Regions from separate parts of the Homo sapiens genome. Here region 2 is linked to region 1. The links are chromatin contacts, found by Hi-C or POLR2A ChIA-PET in ENCODE. All regions are on one chromosome and are shown on one strand. Each heading gives the region's core, a stretch centred on a gene start or an enhancer-like site at or near the end of the contact. The rest is flanking DNA. Distances are from core to core; before and after follow the strand shown. Region 1 holds the start of TRIM56 (tripartite motif containing 56). Region 2 holds the start of ALKBH4 (alkB homolog 4, lysine demethylase).

The links. A loop is a pair of places that touch in the nucleus more often than their neighbours do. ChIA-PET counts read pairs that join two places held with the same protein, here RNA polymerase II (POLR2A). Pooled maps may share reads with other maps.
Region 2: a loop to region 1 is called in a map of CD4-positive, alpha-beta T cell, with 6 times the contacts of the local background. The contact joins the promoter of ALKBH4 here to the promoter of TRIM56 in region 1. A Hi-C loop is called at or near these places in 1 of 168 maps with a recorded cell type or tissue (CD4-positive, alpha-beta T cell), 1 of 37 single-sample maps with no recorded cell type and 4 of 50 pooled maps. POLR2A ChIA-PET finds 5 or more read pairs at or near these places in 1 of 52 experiments (BJ).

What each region holds. Positions count from the first base shown.
Region 1 is chr7:101,080,535-101,087,351 of GRCh38, reverse strand. TRIM56 (tripartite motif containing 56) reads right to left here and starts at 1,871. Exons shown (of 3, transcript NM_030961.3): 1 at 1,781-1,871; 2 at 184-346; 3 at 1-40. The coding sequence starts at 39. RefSeq lists enhancers at 1-179, 2,261-2,310, 3,014-3,514.
Region 2 is chr7:102,459,869-102,466,112 of GRCh38, reverse strand. It overlaps ALKBH4 (alkB homolog 4, lysine demethylase), which reads left to right and starts at 1,250. Exons shown (of 3, transcript NM_017621.4): 1 at 1,250-1,399. The coding sequence starts at 1,277. LRWD1 (leucine rich repeats and WD repeat domain containing 1) reads right to left here and starts at 1,129. Exons shown (of 15, transcript NM_152892.3): 1 at 953-1,129; 2 at 62-296. The coding sequence starts at 1,032. MIR5090 (microRNA 5090) reads right to left here and starts at 371; the gene lies at 287-371. RefSeq lists enhancers at 1-201, 479-578, 202-728, 858-1,507 and a silencer at 919-1,348.

The DNA.
Region 1 (6,817 bases), core at 622-3,121:
GGCCTCCAGGAGGGAGGGCGAGGACCCGTGGGAAACCATGCTGCAGGCAGAGGCGTCAGGATCAGAGTTGAGAAGGCACCTTCACCAGCTCACCCTCTAGCTTCTACCGCCCGTCCTCAAGCCCCACGGATCCCCAGGGCTAGGGGCTGACCCAAATGGCCGGGAAGGAACCTGAGGTCTCACCTGAATGGCCAGGAACTTCCTTCTAGTCTTCTGAGGCCTTGGGCCACTTGCTCTTGAGCTAAGGAGCTGCCCTCCTCCTTCTCCTCCTCCTCCTCCACTTCCGTGTGTACATCCAGCAAACGTAAAAATGTCAGTGCTACTTGTTGGGTCAGACCTGTGAGAACTGACAAGACCAGGAGTCCCTGGCCTTAGCTAATAATCGAATCCTCAGTGTCCCCAGTCCACAGGCCTTGTGGCAAACATGGTGGAAGCCCTCCTGTGTGCACAGGTACTGGGGTCCTGCTGTATAGGGTGCCAGGGTGCGAGGAGCAGGCAGTAAGGACACAGACGGGGATCCCAGTGGGCAGAGATGCCTAGGTCCTGCCAGTTGGGGTAGGATCTTGCAGTAGCTTAGGGGGCTTTAATCCTCCAAGCCCCATACACCTGCCTTCTTTTTATTTTATTTTAGTTTTTAGCAATAGGGTCACCCTCTGTCACCCAGGCTGGAGTGCAGTGGCGTGATCGTAGTTCACTGCAGCCTCAAACTCCTAGACTCAAGTCTTTTGAGTAGTTGGGAGTACAGGCATGTGCCACCATGCCCAGCCTTTTTTTTTTTTTTTTTTTTTTTTGAGACAGAGTCTCACTCTGTTGCCCAGGCTGGAGTGCAGTGGTGCGATCTTGGCTCACTGCCACCTCCACCTGCCAGGTTCAAGTGATTCTCCTGCCTCAGCCTCCCGAGTAGCTGTGATTACAGGTGCGCACCATCACACCCGGCTAATTTTTGTATGTTTAGTAGAAATGGAGTTTGGCCCTATTGGCCAGGCTGGTCTTGAACTCCTGACCTCAGGTGATCCGCCCTCCTCGGTCTCCCAAAGTGCTGGGATTATAGGCGTGAGCCACCATGCCCAGGGGCCCAGCCAGCCCATTTTTTAAAAATTATCACTTTTTGTAGAGATGGGGTCTTGCTATGTTGCCCAGGCTGGTCTCCAACTCCTGGCCTCAGGCTATCCTCCCGTCTCGGCCTTCCCAAAGCATTAGGATTACAGGCATGAGCCACCGCACCCGCCTGGCCTTACACCTGTCTTCTGCTAGACCTGGGGCAGCATCGCGGGTGGTGGAGGCCCCACTTTCTGCATTTAACAGTTTCTAAAGCGGATTCTGGAGCGGGCAGAAAAAACGCTAGGGGAAGGGCTGGTCCCCTTCCCGCTGCTGGCTCACCCTCTGATAGACTTGGCCTTGGCTTATCTCCTGGAGTCCTGTTCTTTTAGCTTTTCCTGCTGAATGCATTCCAGAAACCTCTGGAGGGAGGGAGTCCCGAGCTCCTGGCACAGTGGCTGAGACCTACTTGTTGGGCAGACTAGGTGGAATGTCCCCTTTTCTGGAGCTGGGAGGAGACCTCAGAGAGTGGGACGGGGTCTTTCTTGCGGGGACCTGTGGCCACGGAGCGGGAGGGAGGCGAGTGCAGTTTCCCTCCTGCCCTCTCCTCCTGCCTTCCGGGTGCCTCTTCACGCCCTCCCTTTCCTTCCCTTCCTCCTCCTCCCGCGCTCTCTCTCCACTCCCCTCCCCCTACTCCCTCCGCTCGGTCCTTCCTATAGCTGTGCCGCCCCCCACCCCTTACCTAGCCAGAGCTGATCTTGACCTCTAGGATGGTGAGGGGGCCTGAGGCCTGGAGGCCGCCGTTGCTGGGTGCCTGGAAAAGAAACAAAACTGAAACTAATTGTACTTGTGGTGCAACTTCCGTCCCAGCCAGGGACACACCGACTCGCCTCGCACAGCCTCAGGCCCCGCCTTCCTCCCCACCCGGCCCCGTCCTCTCCCGCCAAGGCCCCCACCCCGGCAGGCAGCTGGCAGGCTTGGGCTGGAGTCCACCAGCCAGGTCGGCCTGTCAGTCCAGCCTCAGGGCTAAGTGTGTGTATGTCACAAACAGGGAACTACCTGAGGGCGGGTTCTCTGAGTAGAGGGTGGAGGGTCACAGGGTTTATTTGTGGGAAGAAATGAGAGCTCATCTGTGATTCAGAGACCAGGGTAACTAGACACATGGCCTCAGGGCGGGTCTGCAGATTTGCTAACACCTCAGGCAGGCAGGTGCCTGCAAAGCTTCAAGAGAGGCCTTTCATTCCATAAACCGTTGCTGAGCTGTAGGAGAGGCTGTGGGGGATCAGGTAAGAAGCCTCTTGCTGAGGGAACAGCACAGGCTTCCTGGAGAAGGCATCAATGAGATGAGTTTAAAGAAGGCGGGAGGATTGCTTCAGCCCAGGAGTTCAAGACCAGCTTGGGCAATATGGTGAGACCCAGTCTCCATAAAAAATTCGCTAGCCGTGCATGGTAGCGCATACCTGTAATCCCAGATACTCAGGAGACTGAGGCAGGAGAATCACTTGAACCTGGGAGGTCGAGGCTGCAGTGAGCCATGATGGTGACACTGCACTCCAGCCTGGATGACAGAGCAAGACCCTGTCTAAAAAATAAAACAGTAAGAGGGCATAGAGGGCTGGAGAACACTGAGAAGAATGTTCCTGTTCCAGGTACTGGGAGCAGCAAGGGTACATCCCCATTTAGGATGATGTGTGTGGAGAGGATACGAGAGTGTTGGCAGAGAAGCCTGCATTTTATCAAAAAAGACAAAAGAATCATTGCAGGAGATTTCCCTCAACATTTCATGAAAAAATAATTTTTATTTTGAGACAAAGCCTCGCTCTGTCGCCCAGGCTGGAGTGCAGTGGTGTGATCTTAGCTCACAGCAACCTCCGCTTCCCGGGTTCAAGCGATCCTCCTGCCTCAGCCTCCAAAGTAGCTGGGATTACGGGCACTCACTGCCACGCCCAGCTAATTTTTGTATTTTTAGTAGAGATGGGGTTTCACTATGTTGGCCAGGCTGGTCTCGAACTTCTGACCTCAAGTGATCCACCCACCTTGGCCTCCCAAAGTGCTGGGATTACAGGCGTGAGCCAACATGCACAGCCTCATTTTATGAAAAATTCAAAGCACAAAGAAGTTGAAAGAATTGCGGTGAACACCCATATCTCCACCACTTCTGTTCTACAATTATCATTTTACCGTAATTAATTCATGACATACCTATGCATGTTTGTACCTTTTTATCCACATGGCGGAATTTAAGTAGGAAACTGAAGCTGTAAGAGCTCACTCTGGCAGCAGCCGAGAGGACAGAAGGGAGCCTGACCTCAGGGTCCAGGTGAAAGGTGGAGGGGCTGAGACATAGATGCCAGAGAGGTAGGTGGAAATCCAAAAGAGAGAGGGTCACAGAGGCCAAGGCAGGAAATGCTGCACTTCTAGAAGGACGAGGGGGTCAGCACTGTTGAATGCTACCAACCAGACGGGCAACCAAGGTGAAGACAGAAAAACAGGCCAGGTGCAGTGGCTCACACCTGTAATCTCAGCACTTTGGGAGAATCACTTGAGGCCAGGAGTTCGAGACCAGCCTGGCCAACATGGCAAAACCTCGTCTCTACTAAAAAACAAAACAAAACAAAACAAAACCTAGCCTTCCTAGCTACTCGGTAGGCTGAGGCAGGAGAACTGCTTAAACCTGGGAGGCAGAGGTTGCAGCGAGCCTAGATCGCACCATTGCACTCCAGCCTGGGCAACAGAGTGAGACTCCATCTCAAAAAATATATATATTAGCTACCTGATGGCTCACACCTGAAGTCCCAGCTATTCAGGAGGCTGAAGCAGGAGGTTCGCTTGAGCCCAGGACTTCAAGGCTGCATGTGCCATGATCTATGCCACTGCACTCCAGCCTGGGTGACAGATCAAGACTCTCTCTACAAAAAAAAAAAATTAAAATTAAAATTAAATTCCCTGTTGTGAATCTCGTAAGGTCTTAATATAATGGTCAAGGAAGGCCATTATAAGGCTTCCAGCAGGGAAGTTTGGACTTTGTCCTATAGGTATTAGAGGGAGTGGCCAGCACAGACATTTGTTTGTTTGTTTTTTGTTTGTTTGTTTGCAGAGATGGGGTCTTTCTATGTTGCCTAGGCTAGTCCTGGGATTATAGGCATGAGCTACCAGGCCCGGCCCCCAGCAGAGGTTTTTAATCCTAAATTATAATGTGGATACTTTAAAACACTCATATCATCATTGTAACACAATTAACTATTTCTTTCCTGTGTGTATGTCCTTTGGTCTCTGTCCGTATTTTACATAATTATATTTACAGGGTACATATAATTTTGTCTATAAAACTTAGCCCTATACCAACTGGTAAACAAAATTATGAGGCCAGGTGTGGTGGCCCATGCTTGTAATCCCAGCACTTTGGGAGGCCAAGGTGGGAGGATTGCTTGAGTTCAGGAGTTTGAGACCAGCCTGGGCAACATACTGAGACCACCCCCGTCTCTACGGAAAAAATAAAAAATTAGAAAGAGGGCACATGTTCTCAGGATCTCCCGGGGCTGTGTCACAAGTCATTAAAAAAAATAATGTGCCTATAGTTCCAGCTACTTGGGAGGCTGAGGTGGGAGGATCGCTTGAGTCCCAGAGTTCAAGACCAGCCTGGGTTAACATTGAGGCAGAAATTTAAAAATAATAGTAATAATAAGTACTGCATTCATTCACTCCAAGAAAAGTAAAAGCCAAGGCCCAGAATGTGGGAAGATAAGGGTTAAAAAGAAAAGAAGAACAAATTTTCCTCTGCCTAACAAACTCACTTCAAGGACAGTTATAAGATAACGCTGCTCGAGAAGTCAAAACCAAAGGAATAGGTTCCAGACAGTCCCCCTCCGAAGCAAAGGTGAAGGAAAAAAAAAAAAAAAAGAAGGACAAATGTCTGTATTTAGCCAGTTCTTGTTTTTTCTTTCAATGCAGCTATACGGCCACCAGCTATGCAAGGCCATGAGTTATGCCAAGCCATCAGTTATGCTATAGATTATATGACCTGTTATTATATGATTAACTGTCTTTGTTTTGCTTCTATAAGTTTGCTTATAATAATCCCGCTCAGTCTTTGTTTAAGGCTCAGCTTTTTGGATGTGAATCCACTGAGCCAGCACACACCTTAAAATAAATATCCTCCTGTATTCACCCATACTGGTCTCTCTAGTCCTCTGCATCCCACAGCAACATACAGAGATCTCATCTCTAAAAACAAACAGGCCAGGCAGTGGCTCACACCTGTAATTCCAGCACTTTGGGAGGCTGAGGTGGGCAGATCACCTGAGGTCAGGAGTTCGAGACCACCCTGGCCAACATGGCAAAACCTCGTCTCTGCTAGAAATACAAAAATTAGCCAGGCGTGGTAGCATGCTCCTATAATCCCAGCTACTTGGGAGGTTGAGACAGGAGAATCACTTGAACCCAGGAGGCAGAGGTTGCAGTGAGTCAAGATCGCACCACTGCACTCCAGCCTGGGCAACAGAGTGAGACTCTGTCTTAAATAATAATAATAACAACAACAACAACAACAAACAAACAAAATTATGGGAGGCTATTGTGTGGACTGAACTCCTACATTAGACTCCTGCCAACCAGACCAAACCAAAATGGAGTCACTCATGCTAAATGCCACATCATCAAACCGAGAGTTTGAGGAAGCAGACAGATTCCCAAACAGACCAGTTTTTCTTGAAAACAAGGGATTCCAATCTACTTGAGTGAACATAATAAGGAAGTCCCCACTGCTTTAACCTTCCACAAAAGCAACATGAAGTAACCTAAGGTTAACCAATTAGCTTGTTTTTCTACTCTTCTGTTTCCTTGTTCCTTCCTTACAAACTCACTGTTCTGCAGTTACAGTGTGAGATCTCAGCATATTTCTTAGAATGGCAGGTGGCTCCCTTCATGAATGGCAAAAGCCCACTAGATCTATAACTAGAATTGTTGTAATGTTGTCATTTGACAAAATATTTTCTTTTCTTTTTTTTCTTTTTCTTTTTCTTTCTTTTTTTTTTTTTTGACAAGGTCTTGCTCTGTTGCCCGAACTGGAGTGCAGTGGCTCAATCTCAGCTCACTGCAACCTCCTCCTCCCAGGCTCAAACAATTCTCCTGCCTCAGCCTCCCGGGTAGCTGGGACTACAGGCACATGCCACCATGCCCAGCTAATTTTTGTATTTTTTTGTAGAGATATTAAAATTTTTTTTTCACTGTGTTGGCCAGGCTGGTCTCAAACTGCTGAGCTCTGGTGATCTGCCTGCCTCATCCTCCCAAAGTACTAGGATTGCAGGCATGAGCCACCACGCCCAGCTGACAAGATATTTTCTAGGATTTTACATATTCTTTGTAGTTTTTAGAATTAATGGCTTCATAAATTATCTGCCGTAATTTACTTAACGATTTAGTAATATGCTAGTAAACTGTCACCTCCTCTTAAAAAAAAAAAAACCCTGGGCCGGGCACAGTGGCTCACAGCTGTAATCCCAGCACTTTGGGAGGCCGAGGCGGGTGGATCACGAGGTCAGGGGATCAAGACCATCCTGGCTAACACAGTGAAACCCCGTCTCTACTAAAAAAGACGAAAAAATTAGCTGGGCGTGGTGGCGGATGCCTGTAGTCACAGCCACTCAGGAGGCTGAGGCAGGAGAATGCCATGAACCCAGGAGGCGGAGCTTGCAGTGAGCCGAGATCGCGCCACTGCACTCCAGCCTGGGCGACAGAGCGAGACTCCGTCTCAAAAAACAAACAAACAAACAAACAAAAA
Region 2 (6,244 bases), core at 1-2,500, 1.4 Mb before region 1:
GAGCCTGAGCCCAACAGAGTCCTGGCCCCAGGTATGAAGCTGGTGGGAGGCTCCCACTTACCGTCAGGAAGGGGTTGCCCTCCAGGCTGAGTTCCTCGAGCTTGGGGAACTGGCACAAGGCAGTAACATCCCCCAGCTGGTTGTTGGCGCAGCGGAGGACACGCAGGTGGGACAGGCCCAGGTTGTCCGGCAGCGTCTCCAGGTGGTTGTTAGACAGGTCAAGCTCCTGCAGCTGCGTCAGGCGGCACAGGAGTTTGGGGTCCAGGTGCTCGGAAAGCAGCTCCAATCCTGACAGGCTGGAGTTGGGGGCAGAAGGCTTAGGGGGCGGGCAGGCTTTGCACCCTACACCAATCTGCCCCGGGTACCTCAGAAGGCTTTTTCACCTGACATTTCTCGTACAAGTGTAGCCGCCCCGCCCATCCCCCCGTTACTTTATTTTTAGAGACGGGGTGTCACTCAGTCGCCTAGGCGCGATCATAGCTCACAGCTGCCTCCAACTCCTGGGCTGAGGGATCCTCCCGCCTCAGCCTCTCGAGTAGCTGGGACTAGAAGCGCGCGCCACTACTCCCGACTCCACACCACTTAACAAAAAAAAAAAAAAAAAAAAAAAAAAAAAAAAAAAAGCTGCAACTACTTTAGGACTCGGGGGCATCCTAGCCCCCTCTAGGATGCTCTTCCTGATCCTTCGGGGGCTCGTCTGTGCTTCCCAGGCCCTCTAACGATAGCGGCAGGCTGTGCCCCTAACTGTCCGGGCTCCCTTCAGGGGATGAGGCCCCTCGGGGCTCCCGGCGAGCGGGTGGGGCCACGATCTCCCAACAAGAAGACATTTGGACCACTCTGCCGAACCCAGAGGGCGATAACGGGGACAAGCGGGCCGTTGGGGAGGGTCCCCGCTCTTCTCCCCGACCGCCCGGCCCCGAGGACACAGCCTCACCCGCTGCCCGGCTCTTACTCCAGACTCCGGATCTTCCCCAGCCGGTCGCTCTTGGGGCGCCCGCGCTGCATTAGCAGCCGCGCCGAGAGGGGGCCCATGGCGAGGAGGCGCAGCCCGCGCTGACCCAGTCGGCCACCCCGGCGTGTGGCGTCGCCCTGCGTCTCCTGGAGCCCGGCACTGGCGTCCGCGGTAACTGAGCCCAGGAGGCGGCGCCGCGCGAGCCCGTGGGCGTTAACGACCGGAAGGAAGCGGAACCCAGGCCTCGTGCCCCCGCCCGGCGCGGACTACAACTCCCAGCGGCCCCCACGGCCGCGCCTGCGCACTGGCCACGCGGACGGCGCGATGGCGGCGGCTGCCGCCGAGACCCCCGAAGTCCTTCGGGAATGCGGTTGCAAGGGCATCCGGACCTGTCTGATCTGCGAGCGGCAGCGCGGCAGTGACCCGCCCTGGGAGCTGCCCCCAGCGGTAAGGGGTGGGAGAGGGGCCGCGCCCACAAACGTCGCTCTGCATCTGGGGAAACTGAGGTCCAGCTTGGCCATGATAGGGGCCGGGATCGAAGCCTGTGAGGGACCCTTACGGTAGGGGTGATGCAGGGTGAGGAGATGAGGGCTTTAAGGAGCGGGCTTGGGAGTGGGGAAGGAGCTGGAACGTGGGTGGGTTCGATTACAGGTCACCTCGGGGACTCTGGGGGGATCTGCCTGTAAACCTCGACGTAGCCTCTCGGGTCTGGCGCTGGGAGCTTCACGGGCCTGCAGGGAGATGACACGGAAAGGGTCGATCGAGGGTGCTGAATACCAGTCCAACGGTGCCTGAAGGCCGTGGACTGCAATGGGCAAGGAGACAGTGAATTCCAGTTAACTAACGAAAAGGAACTCAAGGATCGCTGCAACCCAGGAGCTGGAGGCTGCAGTGAGCTATGATCGAGCCACCTCACTTCAGCCTGGGCGACAGAGCGAGACTCTGTCTCACAAAAAGAAAATAAATAAAAAAAGAAAAAGAACTCAGCGCCTTTGGGCTGGCATGGAAGGACTGTGGTTGGTTGCAAGGGCATTCCAACCCAGAAAACTGCGTGGGGTAGGAAGGTGGATTGGTGATGCCTCAGGTGAGAGAGATGAGGCTGGAGAGGTTGTGGGGGGGGGGAGGTCTGATCACAGATGCTCCCCGGTGCATCAGCTGAGCAGGCTGGACTTGTCCCAAAGGCCCTGGAGAGCTCTTGAAGGGTTTTAAAGGAGTGATGAAGTCAAATGTGAATTTTAGAAAGATCCTGGGAAGGGAACGGGCAGATATGAAGGTGTGGAGGCTGGTAAGCCAGTGAAGACTGCCCCAACGTCCATGGTAAAAGTGCCCAAGGTCCTATGGAAACAGCATGGCATGCCTCATGAATTAAACATAGAATTACCCATGATCCGCAATCCTGCTTCTGGGTATATATCCAAAGGAACTAAAAGCAGGGTCTGGAAGAGATATTTGCACACCCATGTTCATATTCACGACATTATTCATGACAGCCCAAAGATGGAAGCAAACCAAGCATCTATCAAGATACCTGGGCCGGGTTCAGTGGCTCACGCCTGTAATCCCAGCACTTTGGGAGGCTGAGGTGGGCAGATCACCTGAGGTCAGGAGTTTGAGACCTGCCTGGCTAACATGGCGAAACCCTGCCTCTACTAAAATTACAAAAACTTGCCGGGCTTGGTGAGGCACATCTGTAATCCCAGCTACTCGGGAGGCTGAGGCAGGAGAATCGCTTGAACCCAGGAGGCAGAGGTTGCAGTGAGCCAAGATCGCACCACTGCACTCCAGCTCAGGTGACAGAGCAAGACTCCTTCTCAAAAAAAAAAAAAAAAAAAAAAAAAGAGATGACTTGATCCACAAAATGTGGTGCATACACATAGTAGAATACTATTCAGCCTTAAAAAGGAAGGACAGGCCGGGCACAGTGGCTCACACCTGTAATTCCAGCACTTTGGGAGACCGAGGCAGGCAGATTGCCAGAGCCCAGGAGTTTGAGACCAGCATGGGCAACATGGTGAAATCCCACCTCTACAAAAAAATTAACCATACATGGTGACACGTACCTGTAGTCCCAGCTACCCAGGAGGCTGAGGTGGGAGGGTTGCTTGAGCCTGGGAGGTCAAGGCTGCAGTGAGCTGTGATCACGCCACTGCACTCCAGCTTGGGCAACATAGTGAGACCCTGTCTCAAAAAAAAAAAAAAAAAAAAGGACATTTTGACATATGTTACAGCATGGACGAACCTTGGGGACACGATGCTAAGTTAAGGAAGCAGTCACAGAAGACAAATACTGCATGATTCCTGTTGTGTGAGCTACGTAGGGTAGTCACAGGGACAGAAAGTAGAAGGGTTGTTGCCAAGGGCTCAGGAAGGGGAGATGGGGACCTGTTGTTTAATAGGGAAAGAGTTTCAGTTTTGCAAGATGAAAAAGTTCTGAATGGTGGTGACGGCTGTACAACAATATGAATGAACTTAAGAGTTTTAATTTGTGGAAGGGGCCAGGTGCGGTGGCTCATGCCTATAATCCCAGCCCTTTGGGAGGCTGAGGCAGGAGGCTCGCCTGAGTCTAGGAGTTTGAGACCAGCTTGGACAACATAGCAAGACCCTGTCTCTACAAAAAATTTAAAAATTAGCTAGGTGTGGTGGTGTGTGCTTGTAGTCCCAGTTACTTGGGAGGCTGAGGTGGGAGGATTGCCTGAGCCCAGGAGGTCAAGGCTGCAGTGAGCTGTGAGCGCCACTACACTCCAGCCTGAGTGACAGAGCGAGACCCTGCCTCAAACAAAAAAAAAGAAAAGAAAAAAATTGCGGAAAGTCTGACCCGTTCCAGTGGCCATGTGGAGGTGACATCTTCCCAACCCGATGGCTATGGAACAAGGAGAGTGAGGTATCCAGGATCTCAGGGCACTGGGGCAGTTCCTCACTGGCTTTCCAGCCTCCACCCTTCATATCTGCCCCTCCCCCCTCCAGATCTTTCTAAAATTCACATTTGACCTCGTCACTCCTTTAAAACCCTTCAAGAGCGCTCCATGGCCTTTCGGACAAGTCCAGCCTGCTCAGCCGACACACGGGGGACTCCCAGTTTTAATGTTTCCCGTGGGAGGGCCCCAGGAGCAGGAGGAGATAGTGCCAATCTCAGGAGGGGTCTGAGCTGGAGTCGGTGGCTGGAAGTAAAGCATTGGAAGGGGCTGAGGTCCCTGGAGGGAAGAACAGAGAAAGACAGCGGCCCACAGTGAGTGGCAGCCCAGGGTGTGAGGAGCCTGGAGATGGAAGAGGAAGAGGAGACAGGCCACAGAGCCCAGGGCTGAGTTCTGGTGGCCTCCGAAGTCCTCACTGGGTGACTCCGGCCAGAACCTCCACACCTCCTGCCCATGATAGTTATGGTACCTTCCTCTTGGGGCTGTCCTGGGGATGAAACTAGATAATCCATGTAAAATGTTCAGTGCCACAGATGCAAATACTGGCTATTTCATTGGCGAAACTCTTTTTTAAAAATTTACTATTGGCTGGGCATGGTGGTTCACGCCTGTAATCCCAGCACTTTGGGAGGCCAAGGCGGGAGGATCACAAGGTCAGGAGTTCAAGACCATCCTGGTCAACATGGTGAAACCTCGTCTCTACTAAAATACAAGAAAAAAATTAGCTGGGCATGGTGGCGCGCACCTGTAGTCCCAGCTACTCGGGAGGTTGAGGCAGGAGAATCGCTTGAACCCAGGAGGTAGAGGTTGCAGTGAGCCGAGATCGTGCCACTGCACTCCAGTTCTGGTGACAGAGCGAGACTCCATCTCAAACAAACAAACAAACAAACAAAAAGTATTATTATTATTTTCAAGATGGGGTCTCACTGTGTCACCCAGGCTGGTGTCCACTAGCACGATCTTGGCTCACTGCAATCTCCACCTCCCGGGTTCAAGGGATTCTCCTGCCTCAGCCACCTGAGTAGCTGGGATTACAGGCATGCACCACGACGCCCGGCTAGTTTTTGTATTTTTAATAGAGACGGGGTTTTGCCATGTTGGCCAGGCTGGTCTTGAACTCCTGACCCCAGGTGATCAGTCCACCTTGGCCTCCCAAAGTGTTGGGATTACAGGTGTGAGCCACCGTGCCTGGCCTGGTTTCTAGACTTTCTTTAGCATGGGGGAACCCTTAGAGTACCGCCAGGCCTCGGGGTTGGTGGCAGAGCAGAGAGGGACATGGGGTGGGAGTTGAGTGACAGCCCAGGGTATGAGGATTGAGGGGTGATGCTGGGTCTGGAAAGGTGCCCTGAGGACAAGAGTGAGGAGAAGGGAGGTTGGGACACTGAGGAGCTCAACTGAACGCTCAGCTCTGTAGGGAAGTTGGCTGCCCTCCTAGGTGACCCTCACGCTGGTGATAGGCACGGGCCAACCCCTGGGACACCGGGGTGGCATCAGCAAAGACCTAAAGAGATTAGGGTGCACAGATTCAAGGTAGTCAGGCAGTTTGGGGCCTCCTGGAAGCAGCTGAGGAGATGGGAGTGCAGGAGGTGCTGTCCAGCCTCGGGCTGGTTCCTTAACTTTGCTGAGCCTCCTTTGTAAAATGGAGAAGGAAAAACATGTTGTACAAACCCTTCTCTTTTACAGGGGAGGAAAGTGAGAAAGGAAACCAATCAAATTCGTGTTAGCTCAAGAGGGCTGCGGGCCTTCCCCGGTCAGCCTGGGGCAGAGGCTCTGCCTGCACCTCCCCCTAGACTCCAGCTGCCTTCCACAGTGTCCTGAGGGGAGGAATGAGCCATCAGAGGGTCTCCTGAGGGCACACAAGTGCCAGGGGCTGCCATGGCTCCAGGATGTGTCTTTCCTTTTTTTTTTTTCTTTTTTTTTTTTTGAGACAGGGTCTTGCTTTGTTGTCCAGGCTGGAGTGCAGTAGCGCGACCATGGCTCACTGTAGCCTCAACCTCCTGGGCTCAAATGATCCTCCCGCCTCAGCCTCCTGAGTAGCTGAAATGACAAGTGCGCTCTGCCACACCCGGCTAATTTTTATTTAAACTTTTTTTTTTTTTTTGAGTCTCACTCTGTCGCCCAGGCTGGAGTGCAGTGGTGCCATCTTGGCTCACTGCAACCTCTGCCTTCTGGGTTTAAGCAATTCTCCAGCTTCAGCCTCCTGAGTAGCTGGGATTACAGGCACCTGCCACCATGCCTGGCTAATTTTTGTATTTTTAGTAGAGATGGGGTTTCACCATGTTGGCCAGGCTGGTCTTGAACTCCTGACCTCAGGTGATCCACCCACCTCGGCCTCCCAAAGTGCTGGAATTACAGGCGTGAGCCACCGCACCTGGCCTGT